3 separate regions of the Homo sapiens genome follow, and regions 1 and 3 are each linked to region 2. A link is a loop called in an ENCODE intact Hi-C map of the cell type or tissue named here. Cell type or tissue: IMR-90. All regions are shown on one strand.

Region 1 (5,000 bases), 310 kb before region 2:
ACCTGGACACCAACTAAATCAGTCTTCAGGCTCTGGTGGTAGTAGCAGTGGGGTCCTTTCAGGCCCCAGAGCAACTTACACTGGCTCTAGTGTTTGTGAGTCTGGGAGGACTGATTCTTGAGCCTTCACGTGGCTTGCTTAGAAATTAATAGTAAGAGCAGTGGTCCCAGTGTGTGGGTGGGTTCTTAGGACCCTTGGTAGCTAATGTGGTATGGGTGATGGTAGTAGCAATGGTGGTGCAACCCACTGGGACCCAAGCAACGCATGTTGTTGTTGCTGGAAGCTGTGATGGGTTGGGTGGGCTAGTCTCCAGTCCCACAGCCACCTGTAGCAGGGCAGTAAGCATTGTCCTAACTGTGCTTAGGAGAGCTTTGTCTCACTTATCCCTTTCCCAGCTGGGTGGCAGCTGCAACTATGTCACCTCAAACTTGGCCCAAGGTTGGGGCACAGCCCAGTATTAAGTTCTCAGAATGGCACTCTGGGCCTGTGACCAGGGAGTGTAAGGTCCCTTCAGGCAAGAAGCATGGGCAAGAAGCTATGGGAAAAGCAGTTTACTTGAGTCTTGGTCTTACAGCAGCCCGTAGTAGGGTACTGGGTATTGACCTAGATGTGCATTGGGAAGCCTGGCTTTCCTATACCTCTTTAACTGGGCATTAGCTGAAGCCATGTCAAGTCAAACTCATCTCAAGGGCAGGGGACAACCAAGCATTAAACTCTCAAAATGGCACCTTGAGTCTATAGTCAGGGAGGGTGGGTCTCCTCCCATGCAGGCAGTGTGGGCATGAAGCTGTGGAGAATACAGTCCACTTGTGTCTCAATCTCACAGCAGCCTGTTGCAGGGAAGTAAATATTGTCTTAGATATACATAGGATACCTTTGTCTTCTTGTTCCTCCTTGGCCAGATGGCAGCTACAACCACATCAGCCTGAACTCAGGCCTAAGGTGACATATGGCTCAGCCTTAAACTCTCAAAATGGCACTCACCCTGGGCCTGGGACCCAGGGTGGGCAGAGTACCTTCCAGTCTAGCAGTATGGGCAAGAAGCTATGGGGAATATGGTCCACTTACATCTCAGTCTCACAGCAGCCCACAGCAGGGCAGCAAGCACCCTCCTAGGGGTGCATGGGAGTGCCCAGCCTCTTCTTTCTCTTGTTGGAGCAGTGCAGTAGCCCCAGCCATGTTTGTAGATCTCCAGTATCTAGGCTCTCAAGATAGCTCCCAGCTGAGGCTGCTCCAAGCTCAGGTGCCTGTGAAATTTTGCATGGGTTCTCTTTCTGGAGAAACATCTCTTTGCAATCTTTAGCCAGCTCTGTATGTCAAGCCCAAGGCCCTAACGAGTTAAGGGTTTCTTTGGTGGCCATGATAGTAAAAGCTGATTTTGGAACCCCGGGGGTTTCTCTTTTACTATTTCCCCATGTCCAGGAGGCTCTCCTAACTTTTAGCTGGTTCCTGGCTGGGCAAGCTGTCTTGCTCTCTCTTTACCTATTTCGGGTGCTTCTTGTCACTGCTCTGGGGAATCCTAGCATTGTGCCCTATATGATCTGTTTAAAATGTGAGTATCTGCCAACTATTCTGATATCTACTTACTATCCTGGTTCCTCTCCTAGGAGGAGGCACATATTACCTATGTCTAGCTGGCCATCTTTATATGATGCACAGTGAGTTTCATGGATATGCACCCAGAGCAGGTCCCCATCTACCAGCCAGTTGTCACTATTTTTAACTGTCACTTTAATTTCCCTAGAATCTAATAATGCTGCCCTCACTTTTATTCCTGTGTTTTGTGCTAACATTTAATCTTCATAACCACCTTATATAATAGGTATTATTTTCCATTTTTATAGAAAAGCAAACAAATCACAAAGAGCTAAGAAGCTGCCCAAGTTTACTTGGATATTGAGCACAAAGTCAGGACTCAGAGCAAGGTCTGTAGCCTCAAAAGCCTCTATTCTATACAACCATGCCATACTCACTTAGAACCGTAATATGGAGCAAAGCCACTAGGTGGAACCCCATAAAATCTGCGCTTGCCACAGGCCCAACATTAATCACTTTAGTCCATCGGATGCTGATGCTGGAAAGGATGAAGCAAATCAGTGATCCTACCCCTTCATTCTCACAGAGGAGAAATCTGAGAACTAGCTAAGGAAGAGAATTGCCTAGGTCACACATTGATTTAGTAACATGCCCCAAATCAGCACCCAGAGTGTGTATTGCCGTAGGTCTTTGCATTTGCCACAGTTATTGTTTTTCTTCCATGGTTATAAACAGAAAAGATGTACAGCTTACATAAAATCAGGAGAAATATCTGATCCATCTTTTCTATGGCAAGACAAAGCAGGGTTGGAAAACGTTAATTAGCTTGTGAACACACACTCTCAGCCAGAGGAAGTGTGCTTCATAGTCAAGGCTCACAACAGTGTGCATTAGAATAAAAGTATCTATGTTTCCTCTTCTAGATCATCAAAGGGTTTTTACATCACTTGCCTACTGCAACTAAATGCCAGGGCTTGGGCATACTGAGGGGAAAAGGCTGTCTAGTTTTTCTGCTCACAAATGTTGTGGTCGGAGGCAAGTTTTCTGCTCACTGCTTCCACGGAGTAAAATGGTACCATCTGCTGTGCCTAATGGGCACAATCAGAGTGCGGAGTTATGGGGTCTTGAGATGAGATGATTGTAAGAAAAAAACTGATTATGACAGACGATCATTGATAGCTTTGCTGTCCCTTCAGTTCTATCATAACCCCTTTTACACAATGACAACCTGCTACCATGCCACTGTCCTAGAAGGGAATCTCACAATTGCATGCAGCAATCTCAAAAATAGAAATGATACAACAAATAAGGATGGTTATATTGTTGAAAATAACGCTGTTCAAAAATTGTTTAAAACAGTTAGCTTTTTCTATGCTATCTCATTCCTCCCAGCTAGATTTACCTTTAAAAGAACACTAAATGAGACTTTATCCTCACAGCTGAAAAAATCTGGTCTTCTGATAGAAAGCTTTTGTGTCAGTTAATATATTTATACAAAAGGTAGAGTAGCTAGAAATAGAGGTGCTCCATATATAAAGATTAATTAAACTTCTAGAATTTTCATTGCTAAATTTGTAAATTCAAAATAAAAACATAAATCACTTTTATAAAAAAAAGGGAAAGAAATGTCTTACAACCTTTACAGAAAAGGATATAAGAATTAACTTACTATTTATTGCAACCAAATCTGTGAGTTGGGTAATATTATTCCAATGTTTCAGAAAAAAAAGTTAAGAACAACAAAAAATAAATTGTACAACGGGTAAATGTCAGAGCTGGAATTCTGTATTTGATCTTTTTTGGCTCCAAAGCCTGTCATTCGAACCACTACACACTTAGGGTCACTATTAGGCCCTGTATTCTACCTCTTTTTCATTTTTAAAGAAATAACTGGCAAAAATTTCTCATAGTGGCGTATTATATAGAATTGTTTTCTTTTACCTTTAATTTTCTAACAACAGACATAAAAACAAAACAGGAGAAAAATACACAATATTGTTGCTAAAACAGTGAATGCTGTAGAACAAAATGATAGGTGATATGTGTGTGTATATATCCTTCTTTCTCTTCTTTTCCATATGTAGTTACATTATTTTAAAACTTAAAGAAGAGTATTAAGGAGACGGGACAGAAGTTAATATAAAAATACTTAAGAATTCTGAAAAAGCCGGCAACTTTTCTTTCTACCTTGTGATAAGTCTGAGATGACACCCTTTGACACCGTTTTCCTCCTCCCTATCCATTCTCAGTATCTAGAGCCCTGACATCACACACACACACACACACACACACACACACACACACACACACAATATTGCCACATTTCCTACTTTCTCTTTGATAATACCCATTCAAACTGAGCTTTGCACCTCTAGAATTGGTTCTCCTGGTTCCTGGAGTCCCTCCTGCTGTGAGATTTGCTCTGACTCTGGACTATCCCTGCCTGCTTACTACCTACCCTCCTTTTCTTACACTTTTCTCACCAATAATTAAGGAACACATGCATTTTTCTAAACAAACCAAAATATGCTGTAGCTCTGTGCCTTAGTACAAGCTTCCCCTCAGAAAAATCCTTTCCACTTAGTTACCTCAAACTACTTACCTTTTAGGTATGTCCTCCATCCTGGGGCCTTCCCTACATTACACTCTCACTCCCCAGTGGTTGCTTGTTCCATCCTTAAGTCTGTGTACTCTTTTCCTGCCCCTCCTTTAGATTTGCCATTTTATAATACAAATATTTGTTCATATTTATCTATTCCTTTGGTCTATGAGATCCTTAAAAGCAGAGATCTGGTCTTGTTTGACTTTATAACTTCATATCCTAGCATAGTACCTTCATAAAGTAGCTATTCAATAGTAGTAATAATAATGTCAATGATGATGATGACAACGACGATGAAGAATGGATGGATGGATGGATGGATAGATTAATGGATCAACAATGAAACAGATCAATAAATGAAACGATATACATAAGCAGTAGGTGAGATGTTTGAAATTCCACCAACAAAAAACCGACTATGAGGCCTGGTATAGTTTGTGTGCAAATCCTCTGTCTTGTCTTCTTGGCTGTGAAATCTGTCTGGGGTGGCTACTCCAACAGTGTCTCCAGCCCTGCTTTCTACTAAAGTACAAGCCTGTTAGAAGTTGCTCCATGCATAGAAAGACCTCACAATGTCGGATCCTGGATTCTGCTTCTCAATCTGCCTTAAATTAGGCTGTAACCTTGGCCAAGTTGCTGTAATTTTCCTAAGAAAATTCTGTTTCTTCATCTAAAATGGGAATAGTAACCCATGCCCACATTTCCACCCCATGTGAGGTATTATGAAGGTGTGATACATGACAGGCTTGCAAACAATAAAGTGTGATGCAAATTTAAGGGCTATTACTAAATGTCGTTTCTCTTCTTATGTATACGGTCCTGAATTTACTCTCAGGTGAATTTTTTTTTTTCATGTCAGCTA
Region 2 (5,000 bases):
GAGGAAGGGAGGTGATTGGATCGTGAGGGGGAGTTTCCCCCATGCTCTTCTCATGATAGTGAGTGACTTCTTGTGAGATCTAAAGGTTTTACAGGGGCTCTTCCCCCTTAGCTTTCTCTTCTCTCTCCTGCTCCCTTGTGAAGAAGGTACCTGCTTAACATTTGGCCATGATTGTAAGTTTCCTGAAGCCTCCCCAGCCATGTGGAACTGGGAGTCAATTAAACCTCTTTCCTTTATAAATTACCCAATCTCATGTAGTACCTTTATAGAAGGGTGAGAGCAGACTAATACACTATGAGATATGTACTATTATTATCCCCCTTTCACCGATAAAAATAACTGAGGCACAGAGTGGCTGGGTAGCTTGCTGAAAGTCACACAGTTAGATGAGGCAAAGCCAGGACTCATATTTGGGCTGTTGAACACTGAGGCTTGTATTGTAGAACACTAGATTAAAGAAAATAACCAAAATTACCAAAGGCATGGCTAAAAAGGAAAAAACAAACAAACAAAAATCAAGTAGAGGGCAAAGAATAAAGAAGAGAAAGAGGAAGAGCAAGCATACGTAACAGGCACTATACTCAGAGCTTTTTAAACATTGTTTCAAACATTGTCTCTTTACAACCCTAGGGAGGGGTATTGATGATCCTGTTTAAAAGAGATCTATTGGTCACAAAGTTTATAAATGTTGATGTTGGAATTCAAAGCTAGGTTCTTCTGTTTGTAAATGATATACTTAAACATATATTGTGTATTTTCTAGATACCTGGCATAGTACTTGGTTTTCTACTTGACATCCAGAAAATACATTTCACAGCCTCTCAACTCAAGGAGCTTAGAATCCAATGGGGATGATAAACATTGGCTGTCATAGACAAACAAATAGAGCACACTAAACTCATGGTAAAGATAATAACACCTGCCGGGCTTGGTGGCTTATGTCTGTACTCGCAGCACTTTGGGAGGAAGAGGCTGGTGGATCACCTGAGGTCAGGAGTTCGAGACCAGCCTGGCCAACATGGTGAAACCCCGTCTCTACTAAAAATACAAAATTAGCTAGGTATGGTGGCACATACCTGTAATCCCAGCTACAAAGGAGGCTGAGGCAGGAGAATCACCTGAGCCCGGGAAGTGGAGGTTGCAGTAAGCTGAGATTGGGCCACTGCACTCCAGCCTGGGCGACAGAACAAGACTTCATTTCAAAAAAGGTTAATAACACCTAGGTGTCCTAGAATGAAAAAATAAATCTCCTAGAACTAAAATGGAAAATGCCGTGGTGTAATTTGAACTTACCCTGGCCTGAGAGGCACAAGCTTGGCACACTGTGCACAACAACTATTTGTTAACTGCATAAGCGATAAGAGCTGATTAAGTGAAAAGACATGATATTCTTTATCTGTTACCTTTCTTTCTCACATGGGGCCTTGTAGAGCTGACCGTTTAAGCTTTCTCCTTCAAGCCTAGGAAGAGGGCAGGGTGCAGAATGTGTCATTGGAAGAAACAAATGGGTGCAAGCTGACTGCCTTGCTTGTGACTGTCACGTTCACCACAAATAAAATAGCAGAAGGTTTCTGAAGGCAGGGACCATGTATGTATCCCAGTGCCCACAACAGTGAGTGGGGCCTGGCAAGACTCAATAATAAAAAAAGTGCTGAATGAGAGAATAAATAAATGAGAAAGAAAAATATTATTTCAGGGAAGACATAGAGAAATCAGAGAAGAGGAAAAAAAAAACCCACAACCAGGACCCATACCATCATGTTATCCTTTTTTTTTTTTTTTTGAGGCCTTTCCTGTCCTCTCTCATCATTATTTCCCTTTTTGTATACCCACAAAGGATCGAGTTATCTATACTTCCTTACTAACATTATTTTTTATGAGTCTGAATTTATTATGAAGAGAAAAGTTATCTGGGGGAAGGATGGTATTGTATTCATTTTTATATCTCCAGTGCCTAACCTATCATCTAGCCCATAGCAGATAACATGGTTGCTATAGCTTGAAAATGTCACCAAAAGTTCACGTGTTGAAAACTTAATTGCCGTGTAACAGTATTAAGAGGTGGGACATTTAGGGGTGATTTTGTGAGGGCTCTGCCCTCACGAATGGATTAATGTTGTTATCATGGGAGTGGGTTAGTTATTGGGAGAGTTGGCTCCTGGTAAAAAGATAAGTTTGTCTCCCATTTGCTCTCACTCTCTCTCTCTCTCACACACACACATACACATACACATACACATGCTCTCTTGCCCTTCCACCATGGGATGACCCTCCCCAGATGCTGGTGCCATGGTCTTGGATTTCCCAGTCTTCAGAACTGAGAAATAAATTTCATTTAAATAGTGTTACCCAGTCCGTGGTATTCTCTTATAGCAACACAAAACAGACTAGGAAAATGGTGAAATGGTACCTGTTTATTATGATTGCTTGGGTCATAACATTCACTGAGCAGACAAGCCTTGCTTTCCTGTGACTGACTTCTGGTCACTCTTTTCTTTCCTAGCCCAGCCTTGTGTTTGCTGTCTGGTTCACATTTTAGACTTTTCTACTCCTTGTATTACGGACTTCCTTCATTTCACAAAGCTTAACTTCATTCTCCGTAAATGTGTGCATTGCCTCCTTGTGTCTCCTTGAGTGAAACTCCCCACTAACCTCTGTTTTGGGCTTTCTCCCCACTCCTGTGAGGCTCTGCTGCCCTCTAGGGGGCCTTGTTCATCACACACTTCTCAGGGCCCAGTTGGATCTGCACTTGGCAATACAGTCCTAGTGTAGGAGTGTCATGACAGTGCTGCAAAGCCTCAGTGCTCCTTTTCCTGCTCCTACAGTCCCCAGTATAAAATGTGTGGCTATATAATGCAGTTGATTTAGGAACATTAAACTTGGGCATAAGCAAGCAAGAAGTCTGTCAAGAACTGAAACTCATTACAAGAGGAGGCTGGAAGAGGCTACCACAGGGTCTCAGTGCTCTTGGTACCAACGAAATCCTTGGCTATGAGTATCACACCTGCATCTTGATAGTTTGCACATTATATTAAGGTTTGCACTATAGAATCCGGTAGCCAACTAATGAGAATGTTCTATTTGACGAATGAACATTGATTTACATCTTTGCCTGGGCCTTTGGGAGACAAAAAACTTCCTCAAAGAGATGGGACCTGAAATTGCTTTTTGCTAAACCCTCAACCAACATCTGGTTTCCATACCCAATGATGACTCTTAACTCTATCTAACCTGACTCATCTGCAACTGGAACTATTGACTACTTCTTCATCTTTGAAACACATTTTTCCTGTCATGCTATCACTTGTATCTGGGTCTCAGTTCTTGGACTTTCTTTATTTATCTAGTCTCTGGGCTCTGTTCTTGGTTCTTCCAAATTGTGCTTACAAACAAACCCCAAACTCTCCTAATTATTGGTCCAATTTTCTTGCAGTTTCCTGGACTTGTTCACTTAGATGTCTCTTAGAAATTTTAAATTTAATAGTTCCAAAAACAAACACATATTTCTTCAAACCTATTCTCTTTTACCTTACCCACCCCAATCCAAATTATTTCTAATTTAGTCCTATTATTATCAAATGCAGTTGGCCCCCCCTCCCCCACCCTTTGATTCTCTAGTCTGAACCTTTCTTTGAGCTCATAGGACATAATATAAACATGTCCAAACTTAGTTATCAATTTTACCCTTCAAACCTCTTCTCCTTGAGGTTGAATTACACAGGTCCAAATCCTCCATTCACAAAGGTAAAATCTAGCACCCATCTTTAAGTATTCTCTTTTCTTTATACGCAACATTCAATCAGTTATTAAGTTTCATCATTATACATTCTAGTTGAAACCATCGTGATTTCTCACCTATCCTGTTGCAATGGACATCTGATTTCCCTCTTCTCTTCTTGTCACTCTAAATTTTATTCTATCTACAGAAACCAGAAAGATATCTTGAACATATTAATCTTATGATGTAACTCCTCTTCTCAAAGCTTCCGAAGCTTCCTATCACATTCAGGACAATATACAAAATATATATTTTGTATATTGTCTGATCCCCAATCCTCACCTAGTCTGATCCCCAAATACCAGTCCACATTTTTCTGTTGTCATTCTCTCCTTTTCTCATTTTACTTTAATCACAATGGAGTTTTTGCTAGTCTCCTAAAATGAAAATCTGTTTCCTGCCTTAAGATCTTTTTGGTTGTTGCTGTCTTTGCTTGGGATACATACCTCCACCTCCCAGAACTCTGTGTGTCTTATTTTCTCGCTTCATTCTTCCTTCTCTTTAACTTATTCAGAAGGCTGTTCATGACACTGTATCTAAACATATCTAAAATTAGTCCCAAATCAATTTCACTGTAATACCTCATCTTGCTTCTCTTTTTTTAATGACAATTAATACTATGTATTTGTTTATGTTTTATTGGCATTCTCTCTGACTATAGTTGAAGTTCTTTGAGAGCTGAGATTTTAGGTTGTTCTTCATTTTATCCTCAAAGCATAGAACAGTTTCTGGCACACAGCATATTCTCAATGAATAGTTACTGAATGTGCTAATGAGTAAAGTCAAGATATTAAATTATAGCTAAAGTTCCCCAGAATTGTCCTCTATTACAATGACTTTTGCTTTGCTTTATGTTTAATAATTATATATGTTAAAACTTTTGTTGCAGTTTGCTTGGAATTTGGCTAAATGGAGTTTTCTTTTAGGAAGATGTATACACATATATATGTTCATAGCCATTTCAGTGAATGGTAAAGTCTTAATATGGGCCCTATGTGTTCAAAACTTCTGTAGACTAGATAGTGAAGAAAGACTTTGTACGTGGTGTAAGCTTGATGCGTGGGGATAAATTTCATGCTAATGAGATTCATGTAAATGAATTTCTGTAAATTCAATGAATTTACTTTGTAGAAACAGCAATGTACAAGAACAATTTGAGTGGTGAGGGAGCTTGGTTTATGCAGAAGATTAATGCTGAGGAGAAGCATAAGGTTAAATTGAA
Region 3 (5,000 bases), 1.2 Mb before region 2:
CTGTAATTGCATGAACCAGTTTTTCTAGTAAATCCCTGTCCTATCTGTGTACATATCCTATTGATTCTGTCTCTCTGGAGAACCCTAATGAATACAGATGTGGTATTAGGGAAGCCAGATATCATTCCTTCTTACTATATTCCTTCTGACACAATGGAAGAGATCTGTGAGATTGTTCACTCACAAAAAAGTATATGAGGCTACTTAATGGTGAAAGAAAAGTTTAAAAGTGAATTATTATTGGTGCTTCAGAAGCAGAAAATTGCTTAATTGCAATGGCCAAGCAGTAACCAGACCTTCAAATGGACAGCATATACTTACAAAATTTGTAGACCACAACCACTCAACAAATACAAGTGTAGCTAATGTTTTGAAGATCATACAAGAAGTGAAAATGCAGATGAAAAATACAAATCTCCCCTGCCAGGATATTCAATTATGTACAACTTCTGCCTCTCCACAAATATTGCCAATTCACTACGCTATGTGTTTCATTTTCACATCACTTCTAATACCAGAGGTTTAAGTTGTGTACATTCTTTTAGAGAGTTCTAATTTGTGCTTTTCTTTTTTTGCAAGTTTGACTCCATGAAAGTATATTATCACAACATCGACTTTGTGTGTAAACATTGTGCATGTATGTAAAAACATTGAAACTTCCTCAATAAGTGAAGAGATGTCCTTTTTGTACATGAGCATTTGTGAAAGATAAAATTTCTTGAGATCTCAGCTCTGTGGGTGACTGCATATGCAGTGGTGACCCATCGCGGTTTTGGATTAAACTTGTCAAAAGCCTTAGGTTGTCTGTCATGGTATTTCAGACAACTGCAGTTATAAAGCTTGGTGATATGTGTTTATGCATTTCCCTTTTTGAGCTGTTTCTTTATGAATATAATTTGTCTGTCATAACCATTATACTTCTGAGACTCTCATTAATATACCTGAATGTTTATGCTTGCACAACTATGGACTTTGTTATTACCTAGTTCATTGTGAAAAGGTGGCCTATGAAGTGTTCTATCATGTTTTTATATGTTTTTCAAATAAACCTCCCTAAAAAATATAAATATCTTTTAAAGAATTAACACATTTTTTTTTGTCAGAGTTATATTTTCTGGATTTTTATCTTTTGAGATTTCAACATTCGGGATTATGGCATTCAGGATTGTGTCTTTGGGGATTATGATCGGCTTTGTCATAGGCAGGCCATCATTCCTCTTTGGATCTTGAAAGGTTCGTTTTCTCTCCAAGAGAACGCTCCTTTTCTGTTTATAGAGATTTGTATTTGACAACTAATTCAGCACAGTTTTAACCTGTAATGGCAGTAAACCTAGTCTCAATTTTCATGGGATGGGAGAGGTGGGTCGTTGTAATGTAATGTTGATTTTGTGGACTCAGAGTTTTTGCTTTGGAGTTGCTTGTTGAATCAACTGATTACCAAAGCAGACTCATTTCCTTTCCCCACAGACCTGCCCTTTTCTTTCAGTTCCAGCATCAGGTGGCTTTACTTCTCTCTTTCTCATTTAGGTGACATCTTTTACTCCTTCCTCTTTCTTCCTCTTTGGCCATCAAAGTCCTGGAGATTCAACTTCTGCAATATCTTCCATCTGTTTCCTCTCTATCCCTCCTACCCACTCTCTCATCAAACTCCAGAATGTGGGTTTCACGAGAGAAGAGATTTTTGTATGAACAGCATCTGGCTCATAACAGGCTTGTCATTTTCTGTTGGATGTTGAGTGAATTATGTTGTAACAAATGCTGCAGCCATTTTTCCTAACCAATCTCTGCACACTGGCCTCTTAAATAGATCTTTAAGAAACAACCGATATTCTTGTTTCAAACCTTCCAGTGGCTTATCTTAGGCCTCAGAAGAAAAGTTCAAACCCAGAAACTGGCTTACATCACAGGTTATCATAACTTCAAGTTCCAACCGTTTCTGGGTCCTGGTACCCCCCTGTACCCCCCCCCCTCCACATACACAATATTTGGCAGCTACACTTGCTGTTTCCTGGACCCGTTGTTTTCACTGTCCCATTCCTTTGCTCGGAATGTTTTCCCTTTTGTCACCTACTGAAATCTTACCCATCCTTTGCACCCTTGATGACACCTAAAAACCAGCTCCTGATATTCAATGACTTGTCACCTCATCTTTGCCCCTGCAGGTTGTTGAATCTATTTTGCCACTATGTCTTAGATTTTGGTTAATTGCAAATATCTGAGCATATGGGTCCCATGAAGGAAGGGACCTTAGCTTGGTAATTTCTAATCCGTGTGCCTAGCATAGTGTATGGCACAAAGTAAGTGCCCAATACATGGTGGAGAGTCTTGTTCTTTTTGATGGAGATGCTACTCTTACTATTGTAATTAATGCGATTATGATGACAGAGGGATCAGCCTGAACAAAGGCTTAGGGCAGAGGGCAGGATGGCTGGAAAGATGCGTGGTGTTGATATAGTATTGACGTCATTACTGTCATGCAGTGGTGGCTATCGTGATCCCCGCCGCACAGGCGGTTCCTTGGGACCTCTGGGGGCCAGTCATGCCAGATCTGGCCACTAGGTGGCACCCGTGTTCCACGAGCGCTAGTCGGAGAGCAACCCGCGGGCTTGGGCTCAGGCTCAGTGCAGGATCTGGCTTGCTGACGCTTGCCTGGCCAGATTGGTGTTCAGCCCTGCCCCACGTTGGCACCCTAGAACGTTGGCACCCTAGGCTGGCAGGATCCCTCGACTGGCCACAAACCCAGCTTCTGCAGGCTCGACCCCAGTCAGGTCCCACAAACATTGATTTGTAATTACTGTTTCCTGCAGATTGGGCGATGCCCCTCTCCTAGGCAGCCCATCTGGCCATTAGTCGGGTTGGCAGGAAGTGCTGAGAAGGTCTAAGTCCCAGATCAGACGGGGCACAAGTGAATCATCAGCTCTCTCAGTCATAGAGTCAGCCCTTCAGTGGTGTATACCAAGAGTGCCAGATCTGAAAAAATGTTTTCTCTAGGCAGCCTCCTACTGTCCTGCCTCCCTGCACCCAGCCTAGCCCTCGGAAATGTCACACATCTACCTGTCTTTATAATTATGGCCCAACCACTGTCTAGCGTTTCCTCTGAGCAACAGATGACTTGCAAAAAATGGGTGTCACAATGTGTTGGAGGGAGATTGAGAGTAGCCTTCTGCAAAGAGGATGCCCGGATGTACTCAGGCAGGCGAGCTGATCCTCTTTGGGGCCTGTCCTGGCCACATGTGCCATCTTCCTTCTGTAGCTGTCTCAGGCTCATCTTCCCAGCAGAGGCTTCCTTCGTCCTCGACACCTAGGCTCTGTGGGCACCCAGACCTTGTCCCTAAACTGTCAGTGGGTAACACAGCTCTTGGCACTGTCTTTTTAAAGTCCACTTCCAAGTCAAAGGTTGTTAGGGGCTGTTAGCTCTCATTTGGGAGCCGGAGTTCTTACTGTAATTGTTCATGAGCTCATGGAAATAGAGGGGTTTAGTTTGTCTGTTTCATACTCAAGCACAAAAGGGGATATGATGAGAACCCTCATGTAGTCATGTACTTATGCATTATATGTATCACATCTGTGCAGGGTTCTGGAAGGGGTGATGTCTTTGAGGTGTTTATATGGCCTATGACACAGGACACAAGAGGCTTAATCCTTCCCCACCCCACATCCACACATGCTCTGGGGGGAATGTGTTACACAGGAAGAGCCAGGCTAGGAAGGCTTCTGCCTGGTCTGCTGTGTGGAAGCAGGGAGGGACTGGGGCGGGGAAGGCAGGGTATAGGAAGCCATTTAGAGCCTGGATCACAACCAGGAAATTACTCCTCTGCTCCAAAAAAGCTTAAAATACCTTCTCTTCCACCAAAGAAAACTCACAGGATGAAAATACATCTAAGAGAGGAACTCAACAGAGCATGAAATAGAGATAAAGCTGTATCTGCTCAAACCATTCTGGGCTTTGGGCCCCAAAGGAAGTGCACTTCCCTGGCAGGTGTGAGGACGACAGAGTGTTTGGCTCGTCAGGTAAACCCTGAGAAAGGGTATATAATCGTCAGGTAAACACTGAGTAGGGATATAATTCCTTCTGTGAATCCCACCTAGGGCCCTAGTGCTGAAGGATAGGAGAGCAGCCTGGAGCACAGGAAAGACGACTAGCAGAATTTAGGGCCTGCTGGCTGGGCACGGTGGCTCGCGCCTGTAATCCCAGCACTTTTGGAGGCAGAGGCAGGTGGATCATTTGAGGTCAGGAGTTCAGTACTAGCCTGGCCAACATGATGAAACCCCTGTCTCTACTAAAAATACAAAAATTAGCCGGGCAGTAGTGGTGCACAGCTGTAATCCCAGCTACTCGGGAGGCTGAGGCAGGAGAATTGCTGGAGCCTGGGAGGCGGAAGTTTCAGTGAGCCAAGATCGCACCACTGCACACCAGTCTGGATGAGAGAGTGAGAGTGAGAACCTGTCTCAAAAAAAAAAATAAAAATAAAAATAAAAAAATGTAGGACCTGCTGAGGAGAAGTGGAAATAAAGCAGACCTCAGGACTTTTGTCTTGGACACAGGAATGTTAGAGGCTTTCACCAGCCCTTGGAGAGGAGGAGATTGGAGCTGAGGTCAGGATGTCAGAACCTGCTGTTCACTGGAGACACTTGATCCAGGTGATACCAAAATGTATGTTGGGAAACCACAGAAGCAATGGACACATTTTTTTTTTCAAACTATGAGCAGAACAAAGCCTTTTTTTGGCACTTTAGACAAATCACCCCTCCATCCACCTTCCCCGTCTCATGGTGCTGATCTTCCAGGTTTAGCAGAACAAGCTTTCTGGTTCCTACTCCTGGTGAGCCTTCAAGGAGAATTCCATCTGCCTCAGAGAGTTCAGGCCTGAAAGGGCATGAAAAGAGAACATCTTTTTTTGCACCCGTAAAATAGGCACCAGCCTCTCCATCCAGGCTGCCTTCCAGAGGTGGTGTGAGATCAAATGAGACAATGCATGAGAAAGCACTTTGCAGAGCGT

The links. Peaks named below come from ENCODE experiments on the same cell type or tissue, not always from the same donor. Only the 100,000 strongest peaks of a DNase experiment are listed, where the experiment ranks them.
Region 1: a loop joins it to region 2, with 9 times the contacts of the local background. A loop is called at or near these places in 56 of 110 quality-filtered maps.
Region 3: a loop joins it to region 2, with 20 times the contacts of the local background. A loop is called at or near these places in 53 of 110 quality-filtered maps.

The regions. Positions count from the first base shown.
Region 1 is chr11:88,230,073-88,235,072 of GRCh38, forward strand. No RefSeq gene overlaps it. Among named protein-coding and RNA genes, the nearest start is that of MIR3166, 56 kb to the left of the region's middle. In IMR-90, a CTCF peak has its summit at 2,007 (motif pointing right); no DNase peak of the experiment used is centred here.
Region 2 is chr11:88,541,867-88,546,866 of GRCh38, forward strand. The region is part of intron 8 of GRM5 (glutamate metabotropic receptor 5); the gene reads right to left. Among named protein-coding and RNA genes, the nearest start is that of GRM5-AS1, 40 kb to the left of the region's middle. In IMR-90, a CTCF peak has its summit at 2,670 (motif pointing left); a DNase peak (open chromatin) is centred at 2,655; H3K27ac peaks cover 606 bases.
Region 3 is chr11:87,350,372-87,355,371 of GRCh38, forward strand. No RefSeq gene overlaps it. Among named protein-coding and RNA genes, the nearest start is that of TMEM135, 310 kb to the left of the region's middle. In IMR-90, a CTCF peak has its summit at 2,556 (motif pointing right); DNase peaks (open chromatin) are centred at 2,600 and 2,880.